Regions from separate parts of the Homo sapiens genome. Here region 2 is linked to region 1. The links are chromatin contacts, found by Hi-C or POLR2A ChIA-PET in ENCODE. All regions are on one chromosome and are shown on one strand. The core of a region is the stretch at or near the end of the contact, and the rest is flanking DNA. Distances in the headings are between cores, read along the strand shown. Region 1 overlaps MBD2 (methyl-CpG binding domain protein 2). Region 2 overlaps POLI (DNA polymerase iota).

Region 1 (7,313 bases), core at 2,461-4,960:
TCAGGTTATTTAATCTCTTTGAGCCTGTCCCTCCTCAGTGAAATAGGAATAATAATACCTACCTCATAGAGTTGTTGTGAGGATTCAGTGAGATAGACTGTTTCTAAAGTGTGTAGCACAGTGCCTGGCACATAGTGGGTGCTCACATTGGAGCACACTATTGTCGCTATCCCTGCAGGTGTGAGTTTTACATCCTTTCCAAGAGGCATTTGCTAATAACCCTAACTACCGCCTATCCCTGTGACACTATTTTCTGCCTCAGCACCCTATTTCTTTTGTAGACATTTTCTAAGTCTGTATTTTATTTATTTGTTGGCTTTTTGTCTATTTCTCTACTAGAATGTAAGCTCCATGAGAGCAAGGATGTGTTTGTCTGATTTCCCGTTACAGCCCCAGCACTTAGCTGAGTGACTGGCACCTAGTAAGCACTCAGTAACTGTTTGCTGAATAAATGGAAGAATGGTCAAAAGGCTCTTCTTGATCTGATCCCTGCTTGTCTGTCTGGCCTCATGCTGCCACTATTCCTCACTGCACCTTCAGCTCAAGAAAAACCTCTTTACTTGCTTCTTTGAAGTGCCCCTTGGGCCTCTGTGTCTTTGTACCTGTTGTTCCCTTTGCCTGAAACACCCTTTGCCTGCCCGTCTACATGGTGAATTCCTAATCATTGATGAAGTCTCAGCTCAATGGCTACCTCCTCTGTGAAGCTGTCCCTGATTTCTTCAGGCAGATGTTCTTTCCCGCCTTCCCTGTTCCCACCGCACTTTGTAAATACCTCCATGGAAGCACTTTATTGTATTGTATTGTAATTTTTTTTTGCATGTCTGTTTCTACTATTAGACTGTAAGCACCGTAAAAGCAGAGATTGTGCTTTTTCATCCTCATGTTCCCCGAGCCTAGCCCAGTGCCTGGCACGTAATAGCTTGTCATTAAATATTTGTTGAATGAATCTGTGAATGAACAAGAGTCATGCAGTTGGAAAAGTGTTAGAAGCTGTATGTATTATAAAGGAAAGAAATGCCCTTGGTGGCTTCCAGGGTGTTTTTTTTTTTTTTTTTGGTCTAAAGAGGAGATCTAGAGAGTGTTATACAATCTCTTTGAATATAAGATTACTCGTTTGGATTTTTAAAATAATATAGATCTTCATAAATAATTGCAAAGATATAAACAAGCTTTGTGATTTCTCAAATGCTATGAAGTCCAAAATAAATATTTGCACTATTAGTATTTCCATAGTAAATGCTATGAGAAAATGTACAGCAATAAATTTTGAAGCTTTAAAACTGTTTGTGTAAGTCATCTTCAATGACTTAATCCATGAAGGACATCTCTGGATCATGTTTCTCGGGCACAGGGGACATCAGACTGGGGGGTGGGGTCCCAAAGTTCACAGGTAGGGCAGGGAACACCAGTCAGTTACAACCCAATTAGCTAGCAGTAGCTGTGGGATTTGGACTTGGAGCAGCAGGCTGTCAAAATGCATGACTCGAAGGATCTGGAGTAGGCTTTAAAATTTTAATTTGCATGCTGGTTTTCTCTATAAGGGCACATGCAAATTTTATGTGAAAATAGTTACTTTTATCAATTATTTGACTTTTAATGATGGGAAAACAAAAAGTGTTTTATTTCCTCACATTTATATAGCATTTAATAATTTATGGAACACTTTCACCTCCATTAATGTTATCTTTGAATTTTAATCTACATGTAAGCCATGTAATATGTACATATTCTTCTTCTCCTCATTTATGAGTTAAGGAATCTAAGACCCAGATAAGTTAAATGACTTATCCTAGCCAATAAGATTCAGAGAGGGAAATTTGAATGTAAAGGTTTTCTGTCTCGAGAACGCCACACAACCTTCCAATGCTATTCTCCACTCGGGTCTTAAGCTGACAAAAAGCAACACAGTTTGGTTTAACAAGTACAGTATGACTGTGGCCTGAAAGCAGAGCGATTCTTCCTAGGAGATCTGGTCCTTTTGTGGGTGACTAGTCAAAGCTTTTCCAGTAAACCTCCCTGCTGAGAAATCTTTACTAGGATTATTTATCTTATAAAAGAGGTGAGAATAGGTAAAGCTTCTTAATCACAGAATGTTAGGAATTATTTTTATCCGACGGTTAGCGTTTTCTTTGTAGTACTTTCAGCTTTTTGCCTCATGAACTTGATCCTCTGAGAAGTCTGGCAGCAAGATGCAACTGGACCATAGGCCCTGGGGCAAGAGTCCCCAACCTTTTTGGCACCAGGGACTGGTTTCATGGAAGACAATTTTTCCAAAGAGCAGGGTGGGGTGGGGTGATGGTTCTGAGATGAAACTATTCCACCTCAGATCATCAGGCATTAGATTCCCATAAGGAGTGTGCAATCTAGATCCCTCGCATGTGCGAGTCACAGTAAAGTTTGTGCGCCAATGAGAATCTAATGACACAGCTGATCTGAGAGGAGGCGGAGCTCAGGCGGGAATGCCTGCTCACCTGCTCACCTCCTGCTGTGTGGCCCTGTTCCTAACAGGCTGAAGATCAGTACGAGCCTGCTGCCGCCCAGGGCTTGGGGCCCCTGATGTAGGGCATGTGTAAAACCATTCACTGGGAGTGGGACCTTTTAATATTTGTTTTTATCTAATGTTATTGTGATTCTAATTTTTGAGTGTTTTTTAATATACATATTAGTAGAACAGTACATGTATATTATTTGTAAGTAAATATCCATAAATTTGGGAATACGTTTTTGTCTCAGAAAGGATTTATTAGCAAAGGAGTTTTGAGACCACTGCTCCAGTGCAGGACTCCTCATCGGGGGTCCATATTCCCCTGGAGTCAAGGAGCCTGCCAGACTCTTGCCATTACATACACAATTTTATGACGATGTGCCTTTCTCCTGGGGTAGTATCAGTAGCTTCTGTAGAATTCTCAGTGGGGAATGTATATCCAAGAATGAACCACTGAGGGCTGGTCTAGTGATTTCACTCCACTCTTGAGGCAGAATGGCTGTCACATACAAATTCAGATCATCTACAGCTTGATTTGTTATTGTTGTTGTTGTTGCATTTGTTGGTAGCCTCCAAATGACTTTCCATTTTGATTTAATGAATTAATGCTAACAAAATACCTAATAGAGTGGCCTCCGTATGGTAATGTATTTCATAAATGGGAGCAACCGCTTCCCCCAAAAACAAACAAACAAAAAACGCTGGTAAATTGTTAGGTATTGGAATATGCTTCTTGGGGAGTTACCTTGATTTTCGCTGACTGGATAAATATTCCCTGGACTGAGAGAGAACCAAAGCAGGGAGTTAATTGTGTGTGTGTTGGGAGAGGTTGATAGCAAGCAAGAATATGCTTGTTGAACACAGCATGATTCATACGAAGGCCTTACACCCAACAGTAGCTAGTTGTGAGAAAACAGAAACATTTGGAAACTTGAGGGGACTGATACAAATAGCAACATGGTAGAATGTGCTACTGGGAATGAATGCCTTCTTTTAAACCTTTCTCTTCCTCTCTTCTGTCTCCTACAAGAGCCGAGTCACTTAGTATAATTTTACAAATGAGAAAACTATAACCTTCCAACTATGACTTTCATTTTAAGAAACTCATGTGGCTTTTTGGAACAAACAAGATTTTGGTTTTACAGAAGCTGCTGTGAGAAGAGGATGAATTAGTCACCTAACTCTGAAAACATTTAACACTGGGGGTGGAGGGCTGGGGGAAGGGTGAATGCATTATTACTCAGTGAGTCAGAAACACACTCAACTTTACTGGAACTTTGTATTCATTCAAGGAATGGTCACAATCTTTGTTGTTGTTGTTCTTCCTCTTCTTTTTTTAAAATGACATTCCATAGGCTCTATTGCCATTTTATTAAAGATCAGTAGAAAGGCAAGAGGAAATATGGGTGTGAATTAAAGAATGGAGATAATTCAAATTACTCAGGGAAATTTCTTTGTGATAGGGTGGGACTGAGGTCCCTGATTTTTTGCTGACTGTTAGTCGGGGTTTGTCCTCAATGTCTAGAGGCTGCCCACATTCCTTGGCTAATGGCTCCTTTCATCGTTTTTGTTTGTTTGTTTTTGTTTTTGTTTTTGTTTTTTTTTGAAAGCCTCGCTCTGTCATCCAGGTTGGAGGCTGGAGTGCAGTGGCTTGATCTTGGCTCACTGCAGCCTCTGCCTCCCGGGTTCCAGTGATTCTCCTGCCTCAGCCTCCTGGGTAGCTGGGATTACAGGCATGCGTACAACCATGCCTGGCTAATTTTTATATTTTTAGTAGAGATGGGGTTTCACTATGTTGGCCAGGCTGGTCTTGAACTACTGACCTCAGGTGACCCGCCCACCTCGGCCTCCCAAAGTGCTGGGATTACAGGCATGAGCCACCATGCCCAGCCAGCTGCCTTAATCTTTAAAGCCAGAAATCAGGTCAATTTGTCTTATTGCTCCAACTTCCCCTTCTGCCTCATGTCTTTCACTCCAGCCAGAGAAAGTTCTCTTCCTTCAAAAACTCATTTAATTAGATTAAGCTCACCCAGATAATCCAAGATAATCTTTCCATTTTGAGATCTGCAAACTTAATTGTATCTGCAGAATCACTTTAGCCATGTAACCTAACATGATTACAATTTCTAGACATTAGAGCATGGGTAATTTTTTGGAAAAGGGCCTTCTGCCTGCCACATACTGTTAGCTACAAGTAACAGATTATCAGTCTCAGATGGCTTAAACAATAAGGAAATGTACATTAAATGTATCTAAAAGACAATTCTAGGCTACTTTAGATTCTTAATGCAAACCACAGGGCTCTAGCTTTGCTTCTGTGTAGTCTTCTAATCATGGCCTCTCCTTCGTGAATTGACTTCAGCCTCAGCTCAGTAGCAAGATGCTTCCAGGTGTCCAGACATGACAATGGCAAGAAGGAGAAGATAGATGTCTTCCTGTGCCTGCTTTTTATTATTTATTTATTTATTTACTCTTTTAAATATATGATAGAGATAGGATCTCGCTATGTCGACCAGGTTGGTCTTGAACTCCTGATCTCAAGCAATTCTGTCTCAGCTTCCCAAAGTGCTGGGATTACAGGTATTAGCCACCACACCCAGCCATATGCCTGCTTTTTAGAAGGCCCCAAACACTTTCCCTTGTACCTCATTGGCTAGAATTGGTTAACACGCCCATTCCTAAACTAGTTGCTGAGAAAGGGGGTTGGAATTACCCCAGATGGCTTAGATTAATCATCATATGGGAGTGTTGGGGCTGCTAGGGGGTCAACCACAACACCTGCTTCAATCTTCTGTCTCAAACTGCCTGCTATTCTTTTGTGCTTTCCCCTACCTTTGTGCTTTCATTTTTACTGGTTTCTCTGTAGAATTAGCTTCTTTTTTTCTCACAATCAGTCCGGACCCTATATTTTCTTTTCTTTTTTTTTTCCAGATCCCATCTTTTACTTAAGCCAAAAAAAAAAAAAGCATCACATTTCTTTCCTAAAGCCTTGTCAAATGCATTCCTCCCTCCAATCTGTCCCTTCTCAGTAGCGTGACTCTGCCTGACACCTTGTATATGAGTACATATTGCCTGTTCCTCAAATGCTTCTCATATTACCTAAGTTATAAGTTCCTCTAAGACATGAATATGACTTCTTAAAAGAATGGATTTGGGCATGAGTTCATAAACTCATTCCCAAATGAGTTAAGTATCAAAGTTGGAGGACACAGTCTTCCACAAGACCACCCTCACTTCTGACACCACTGCAATCTCCTAAACTTGCACAACCACCCTCAAGTTTGATAATTTGCTAGAAGGACTCACAGGACTTGCTAAAAATTATTATGTTCATGGTTATGATTTGTTGTAGGGAAAGAATACATGTTAACATTAGCCAGAGAGATACACAGTCTGCAAGGGTTCCAAACTTAAAGCCCACATTGTCCTCCTCCCATTGAGTGAGGAGACATTACCCTCCTAGCATTGATGTGTGATATATACGGGGTATTGCCAACCAGGAAAACTCACCTAAGCTTTGGTGTTCAGAGTTTTTAACCAGGACTGTGCTTAAGACATGATTGATTGACTGCCCACACGATTTTACTCAGTCTCCAGGTCAACTGAATGCATAACACAAAATCCCCACCCTAACTCACATGGTTGATCTTTCTGGAGTGGTCAGATCCTACCCTGACACATGTGGCCCTACCCTAAAATCCAGTCTGACCAGGTCACACCCTAAAAAGAAGACACCTTTTATCAGATATGACCTAGAATATCCCCCAGACACTGAGGGGAAAGGCTAGTTCTTTATTTGGGCAAGGCCAGATTCTTTATTTCATACTTTGTGATAAGTATTTTGGTAGTAAACACTAATTTGGTTATTACTGTGGCCCTGAGAAAAGTTCCCTTGATAATTAAATTAATATTTAGCTATTCTAGAATTATCATATTTTAAGAGCAATTAGCATTTAATGCCATTCCACTAACGCTTTGTTTTTCAACTTTATTCTTTCTATGTAGGAATACTTTCTTGTAATCATCGCATAAAATAAGCAAGATAATTTCTCTGTTGTGCTTCTTCACAAATTAGATAAGATAATTAAGACATAATTGCTTTCTTTTTCCTTAATATGGAGCAAATAAATAGTTCAAGAATATACAACAAGGGCATAGACTGAGTAATCTTGCAAACACTTTACCTCCTGGAAAGCAAAGGCAATGATCTCCATTAAAATTCAGCAATAATACTTAGTTATTATAGCAATTACAAAGCCATAGGTCTTTCCTATCTCTAATATGTTTTAAACCTTTTTAAATACATTTTTTGTCTATACCATATTAGAACTATTTTGGTTCTAATCTTATGACTCTAATAAAAGAGATAAACCAACTCAGTGAGGCTATAGGACAAGAGACAAAGTCTTGACATATATTATTTCTATAATAAAGTCATCATTATCTGGGCAGTCCTGAGGTTCCAAAGTCGATATATCAAGGTGAAAAATATCTCTCTCTATCCACCCAGTCAAAATTACCCTAGAAAACTTTCTAAACCCCTATAAAGTACACCATATATAGTTTGGCATATTCAATTCTATAAAGTAATTCTTTTTTTTTTTCTTTTGAGACAGGATCTTGCTCTGTCAATCAGGCTAGAGTGTAGTGGCAAGATCTTGGCTCACTGCAGCCTTGGCTTCCCAGGCTCAAGTGATCCTCCCATCTCAGCCTCCCAAGTAGCTGGGACTACCAGCACATGCTACCATGCCCAGCTAATTTCTTTTTTTTTAAATAGAAATGAGGTCTCACTATGTTGCCCAAGCTCAAGCCATCCTCCTGCCTTGGC
Region 2 (7,354 bases), core at 2,214-4,713, 140 kb before region 1:
AGACTACAGAAAAATAAACAGAGCAGCAGAGACCACCACAGGGTGGAATCAGTGTTAAGGATAAACATATAGACCAATGAAACAAGAAAGTCAGGAAATAAACTCTTATATTTATGGTCAATTAATTTTTGACAAAGATGTCATGGTAATTCAGTGGGTGGAGAATAGTCTTCAACAAATGATGCAGGAACAACTGGATACCCACATGCAAAGCAAAGAATGAAGACCCTTACCGTATACCACACATAAAAAAATTAACTCAAAATGGACCTAAACATAAAGCTTAAAAACTATAAAACTTCTAACAGAAAACAGAAAAAAATATCTGTGACCTTTGAGTTAGGCAAAGAATTTTTACATATAACACCAAAAACACTATCCATAAAAGAAAAACCACACTACTATATACCGCTAGAACAACTATAATCAAAGAGACTGATAATACAAATATTGGCGAAAATATGAAAAACTGGAACCTTCAAATATTGTTGATGAAAATGTAAATTAATACACAAACTTTGGAAAAAAGTTGGCAGCTTCTTAAACAGTTCATGTTACCATATGATCCAGCAATTCCACTCTTTGAAATCTACCCAAGATAAATGAAAACATATGCATATGCCCATCCAATGACTTGCATTTAAATGTTCTTCAAAATGGAAACAATCTAAATGCCCATAAAGAAGTTATCTCATGCTATACAGTTATCACAGTTTTGTTCTCTTTGAACTTGGAAAACATTCTTAAATGACTCTTTACTTAATTATCTATTTAAAAACAAGGCCAGGTGCAGTAGCTCATGCCCATAATCCCAGCACTTTCGGAGGCTGAGGCAGAAGGATTGCTTGAGCTCAGGAGTTTGAGACCCTGTCTATCCTAAATATCAAAAAAGTTAGCCAGGTCTGGTAGCATGCACCTACTGTCCCAGCTACTCGGGAGGCTGGGGCAGAAGAATTGTTTGAGCCTGGGAGACAAAGGCTGCAGTGAGCTATCACAGCACCACTGCACTTCAGCCTTGGTGCAGAGCAAGACCCTGTCTCAAAAAATAAATAAATAAATAAACAAACAACAAAGTTTTCCAGTGAAAATTCCTGATAGAATAAAAGCATTTAATTGCTTGCTAATTCCCTGTGAAGACCCTCCATTTTTGGAGCATATTTCTCATTCAAAGTTGGCTTATTTAAGAGTTCAACCTGCTAATGAAACTGTTGGAAAACTAGTCCATACCTGTCCCTAATTTCTGAATTACATGTGAAGGAATAGGGCACTGACGACTCTCACGACCATAGTGCTTCTCAGAGGAATACCGACGGATTATTAATCTCACTGTATGAGGCTTCCTTCCATCTTGGCATACTCTAAAAATAAAGAGAAAGTGGAAATAAGGAATTAGAAAAGTATTACCTTTTTAAATTATGTAACATCTCATTTATCTAAAGGTGCCAGATTTTGTTAAATATGACAATTATACATATAGCAGATAACAAAATAGTAAGCAATAAAGGTCCCTGAGTATCCAAATAATCATCACAAAGTCTATGCACTAAAACTCTGAATGTTTAGATGTCAAGCTCTCAGGCCTCACTCAGAATTGAGTGCTGTCAGAAATAGAAGAGATATAAGATACAATCATAACAAACTGTTTTATAATACAGATCCAAAACAAAACTAAAAGCAACCAATTTTTTTTTTTTTGAGATGGAGTCTCACTCTGTTGCCCAGGCTGGAATGTGGTGGCACAATCTCAGCTCACTGCAACCTTCACCTCCCAGGTTCAAGCAATTCTCCTGCCTCAGCCTCCTGAGTAGCTGGGACTACAGGCATGTGTGACCACACCTGGCTAATTTTTGTATTTTTAGTAGAGAGGTGGTTTTGCCATGTTGGCCAGGCTGGTCTCGAACTCCTGACCTCAGGTGATCCCCCCACCTCAGCCTCCCAAAATGCTGGGATTACAGACGTAAGCCAACACACCTAACCAAAAGGCAACAAATTAAAATCAGCAGGAAATTTAAGAAACTGAATCATTCACTGACAAAAGCAAATAAGTGAAAAATAACAAAAGAACTTTTTTCAAACTTTTTTCTTACGAGATTACCAAAAAAAAGATTTTTTTTTACAAAATGACATTACTTTTGTTAAAGAGTAATCACTATTACCATTATATGATAGCTTATTAGAGCAATATCTTAAAAGAGCATATACTATATTTAGTATATAATTAATATACAATATGAGTACATGCATTTTTTAGAAGAGTTTCATGCAAATGTCTTGGTTTTGGTGTTGAAACAAAGGTTTTAGTGATATGACAAATTCACTTAAGTAGTACTGGAAAAAATGTCATTAAAGGATAACATTTCCCTTTTTATACACATGGCAATGCATATAAAACCAAATCTCAAACATAAAATGCAAGTATTGCACATTGTTAAACACACTCAACTTGAAGATTCTGATCTGAAAAAAATAGTTCTGGGCCAGGCACGGTGCCTCGTACCTGTAATCCCAACACTTTGGGAAGTTGAGGTGGGAGGATCACTTGAGCCCAGGAGTTCAAGACCAGCCTGGGCAACATAGCAAGACCTCATCTACAAAAATTTAAAAATTAGCTAGGCTTGATGGCAGGTGCCTTCCCAGCTATTCTGGCGGTTGAGGTGGGAGGATTGCTTGAGCCCAGGAGGCTGAGGCTGCAGTGAGCCCTAACTGCACTACTGCCATCCAGCCTGGGTGACAGAGCAAGACCCTATCGCAAAAACATAAAAAATTAAATAGTTCTGTAGTAAATAATTTTTTCTATCTCTTACTGCTTTGTGACAAAACTTCTCGATGGCTGCTTAACTAGGATAAAATACCTTAAATGGTTACTAGTTTAAATATCTTCCAGTTAAACGTGTTATATTAATTATGCAATTCAAAGAGTATGATATGCTAATTAAGACACATTAGAAAAAGGCTGTATCGTAAGCAATCTTAAACTAGTGCCTAGAGGATGGATTAAAAATAATACGGTTTTACATTTCTTACATACCTATAGTATTAATCATAACATACTCTAGAGAAAACAAAACTAATTATACACAAATACACACACACACACACACACACACACACACACACTCCTGTAATTTTTTTTTTTGCAAGTCACTTAGATGGTGTTATAATTCAGTCACTGAAATAAGGGCCCGTGGTGTGGGAGAAAAGGAGCCGGGAAGCAGAGATACAGACAAATGGTTAATTTCACAGGTTTTGTATGTCACAGGTTTAGAGCACCTGGTCTCACTTCTGGGTTGACTCTTCAAATAAGAGAACCTGTAAAACTTATACTTCTTGTGGTTTTTCTATGTGAAGAACTGTCTCCAAAGGTTAGGCATTTCAGGGTAGTCTTCTATTTAGCTGAAGCAAATGACCCAGTTTCACTAGCATACTCGCAGGCCCAGCCTGAGTCATATCACGGGAGGCCAGTCATACAGCCAGCCCCAGCTGCATGCAGCCAACAATGAGCTGCATGGCTCTGCTCAAGACATTTGAGTGCCACATTGCACACGACAGCAAAGTTGGAGGAAATTTCACTTCTTCAGTTTTCTCAGACTTAGAACCAACCAAAAACCATTTTCTCTAAATACAGTTAGTCCTCCTAGAATCATTAGAGAAGCACACCTACTCTAAACTGTTAGAGCCCTGAAACCACAATTTGAGAAATTTCTAACAAGAAGAGGAGAAACAAAGAAATGGGACGAAAACAGATAATACTCATCTGTGGAATATGGAATATTGAGAAATACATGTATAATGACAAGGAGCACCACAAAATTAAATTTCCTTTTCAGTTTATCTTGTACTACTCATATATTTATAACCCCAGTTGATACTCTTTACATACAGATCAGAAACCCTGCACACACCTGCAGTCACTCACCCTACTCACACACAGCGCCAGCTAGCCATTCTTTCCTTCGACTCCATTTTATTTTACAGTCTGAGGCAAAAGAGATACAAGGGTTCTTCTGCTTCTTCCATCACTGTTACTTTAATAATTTCCTATCCTCAACAATCACAAATTTATATAGTTGTTCCTGTATCAGGAGTTTTAGAATTATGACAGTATTATTCCTCTTTGCATTTTTTTCTTCTTAATGAAATGCAAGTAACTATTAGCAGAGGCACAGATAAATGGTTAATTTCACGGGTTTTGTATTTCGCATGTATTTGTATTTAGCATGGTACTAACTTAATGAAATGCAACTAACTATTAGGTTGAGGGCAGAGGCTTTGCAATTGCCACAGGGAAAAATTAAAACTTCTTCTTCTCACCTGAAGACCAGAATAAGTCTAGAAATGTTAGAAATATCCATAAAACCCCTTTAGGTAACTATCTGCAGCTTTAGATCCATAGCATAACCACAGTGTTAACAGAATTAAGACCAATGAATTCAATTTAGGTAAGACCCCCTATTACCATCTTTACAACAGTTTATAAAGCAGAGAAATCCCATGATAAATTATTTTTACATTGTTTAGTCTCCAGATAATCTGTCAGTTCCAAGATGGAACATCAAATATTCTTTCCACATACCGTATATAGAATGAATACATAGGATGACTTGGCAAAATGGATTGAAAATCACCTGTTTAAAAGACTAGCAAGTAGTTCTTCAATCTTATTTTTAGCTTCAACTTCAGATGAACATTTTTTAAATGAATCTTCTTCACTAAAGGACTATCAAAGAAGCATAAATAAGGATTAGCACAAACTCAAATAACTATATCTAATTATTATCAGTGTACAGTCAAATAAATATTCAATACATTCTTCACTAACTTACCTCTTGTCCTTAGTTTGAGCCATTTAGTTCACTTTTATATTAACAGTTTTTTATCTGCAAGCTATTGTACTCACTAGAAAGTTAATATAAAATATTACTGTATTAACAGTTAATATAAAACAGTTAATATAAAATAATTCAAAGTTATGAAAACTCTAAAGCTCTAGTACCAACTCCAAGCTTTATTGTATGATTATGGCAAGAGTTCTTAATCACCTAGGACTTGAATCTAAGTTTATCCTTGGACAAGTTATTTAACCTTTCTAAAGTACGGTATCCTCATCTTGAGAGAGAGAGAATGGAAGGAAGGAAGGAAAGAAGAGAAGTAAGAAGGAATGGACAAACAACAGTACTACCTACCTTGATGCTTTGTTGTGAAGATTAAATGGACTAACATATTTAAAGCACTCAGTAAAGTGCTTGTCCCATAGCAAAAAAATCAGTCAATGTTAACTGGGTGATTATACCTTTCCCATTTGCTAAATCACTGGACTACTCTGAAAACAAGATTTTTAACAGATTAAAATATTTTGCCTCATATATGCATTATAGGCTATTAAAATTAAGTTGCACTGTCTTCAATCATAGTAGCTAACTTAAGATATCAAAATATCAATGCTTAAGATTCCATTTAAGAATACTTATTAATCCAATCTATTAATAATAAATCAGCCTTCTAATAGGAAAGGGATCACATACTAAGCAAACTAGAATAGTAAGAACATGGTACTAAAACTAGAAATCTTTATCTCAAATAATGTGATAACCAGTACTTAATTAAAATAAGTATCATCATGTACCTGAGGTGGTCCTGAGAGTATCACAGGGGAGTTATCCTCTCCAAAACTGAGCTTTTGGATACGCTGAGCAACTGAAATTCCTAATTCTTTTTCTAAAATTTTGGGTGAAAAGGTTTGGAGATCACGCACACTATTGATACCCAGTGCTTCAAGACATTTGGCAGTTTTATAGCCAATACCTAAATAAAAAGAAATGCATACAATGTTAAAATAGCTTTTCTCCTTAAAACAAAGCTAATTAAAATATTATAAATATATCAATCTTATCTTTAAGTTCTATAATTTATACAGTAGTCCCCCCTTATCCACAGGGGATACATTCTAAGACCTTCAGTGGATGCCTGAAACCATGGACAGTATCAAACCCTATATATACAGTACTGTTTTTCCCATTACATATATACCTATGATAAAGTTTAATTTATAAATTAGGCACAGTAAGAGATTAACAATAATAATAAAACAGAACTATAACAATATACAATATACAAGTTATGTGAATGTGGTCTCTGCCTCTCTCTCTCAAAATATCTTATTATTTTCAGACCACAGTTGACTGCAGGTAATAGAAACTGTGAAAAGTGAAACTGCAGATAATGGGGGACTACTGTATTTTGCAAAGATCAAACCCCATTGCAAACTAGGTTGCTGTTCTTCCACTCAGGGCTCCTGAATTATATGCACCTCTTTGAAGTCCTCACAAAATGCAGTAAAATAAAATGAATACAGAGACAGCCAATAAATGCTGTCTTACTAAAACAAAAATTTTACCACCTGTTATGTAATATTCCAGAAATATTCAGAAATCATGATTATTATTAATATACAAAAAGGCTGCCACTAGAGCAATTAAAATAAATTAAGTGTACATATTAGGTAACCTAACTGATTCCTATACGCACCACCACACATTTATCCATAAGTCATATCTAACATTTACCATCCAGAATACAACTATGAGCCAGAAAGCAAACAAACAAAAAATCTTGCTAGCAAAACTGTCACAAAGTTCTTGCACTAAAATTCGGTCATACTTTATTCACAAGAGAAAACAGGCTATTTAATGTCTCCTTATTCTTTTCATTCAAAAACAGTAATTCCACAGTTATCTGGTTTTCTTGCACAGTAAAAGCAGTAAGTTGGAGGAGATGGCTATGTAGGGGGAACTATTAAAGTAGAGTGACAGATTTTTCACAGCAGAAAAAAAAGAAGGTTGGCAATTTGGCAATAAGTGAGAAAGGAGAAAGCCTGTTAAAAAAAAAAAAAAAAGATACAAGAACTCGAAAGTAAAGCCAAGTAAGAATGTTTTGCACCAGTATATAGTCCTCAGTTTATTACAACCTGACATTGTTCTTCAGAATGCACTACCAAAGTCATCCAAAAAACTTCAAATTATAGTTATACTATACTAAGGAAGGCAAGGCAGTGTATAATACATTTTGGAATCACGCAAGTATCAGTTAAAAATGTGAAGTATGACATCTAAGTTTCAGTGGTATTAGAAATTCACTTCCACAGAACTCTTTTATAACATCTTATTCCCTAGCAATACCACAGAAATGTAGTTCAACATATTGATGGCCTATAAAAACTTGGGTATTTAATCTTCAAAGATACAAACTTGCCCCATGACCTAAATAGGTCACCGAACTCCTCATGGAAATCAGTTTCCTAATCTTTAAAATGAGGACCTTGGCCTAGATGTTTTGGAAAGTCCATTGTAGCCTTAAT

Evidence for each region. A loop is a pair of places that touch in the nucleus more often than their neighbours do. ChIA-PET counts read pairs that join two places held with the same protein, here RNA polymerase II (POLR2A). Pooled maps may share reads with other maps.
Region 2: a map of naive thymus-derived CD4-positive, alpha-beta T cell shows a loop between it and region 1 (9-fold over the local background). The contact joins two enhancer-like sites. A Hi-C loop is called at or near these places in 8 of 168 maps with a recorded cell type or tissue (GM12878, GM13977, HCT116 and 5 more), 27 of 37 single-sample maps with no recorded cell type and 17 of 50 pooled maps. POLR2A ChIA-PET finds 5 or more read pairs at or near these places in 11 of 52 experiments (BJ, CD8-positive, alpha-beta memory T cell, MCF 10A and 7 more).

Annotation. Positions count from the first base shown.
Region 1 is chr18:54,145,573-54,152,885 of GRCh38, reverse strand. It overlaps MBD2 (methyl-CpG binding domain protein 2), which reads left to right. Exons shown (of 7, transcript NM_003927.5): 7 at 1-1,280. Among named protein-coding and RNA genes, the nearest start is that of SNORA37, 73 kb to the left of the region's middle. Within about 2 kb of position 3,710, at least 10 of the 41 ENCODE cell types and tissues checked have a DNase peak (open chromatin) inside an H3K27ac peak, as active enhancers do; they include mammary epithelial cell, where a contact is called at or near this core.
Region 2 is chr18:54,281,285-54,288,638 of GRCh38, reverse strand. POLI (DNA polymerase iota) reads right to left here. Exons shown (of 10, transcript NM_007195.3): 6 at 5,624-5,802; 7 at 4,626-4,717; 8 at 1,228-1,358. Among named protein-coding and RNA genes, the nearest start is that of POLI, 15 kb to the right of the region's middle. RefSeq lists an enhancer at 3,240-3,429. Within about 2 kb of position 3,463, at least 4 of the 41 ENCODE cell types and tissues checked have a DNase peak (open chromatin) inside an H3K27ac peak, as active enhancers do; they include mammary epithelial cell, where a contact is called at or near this core.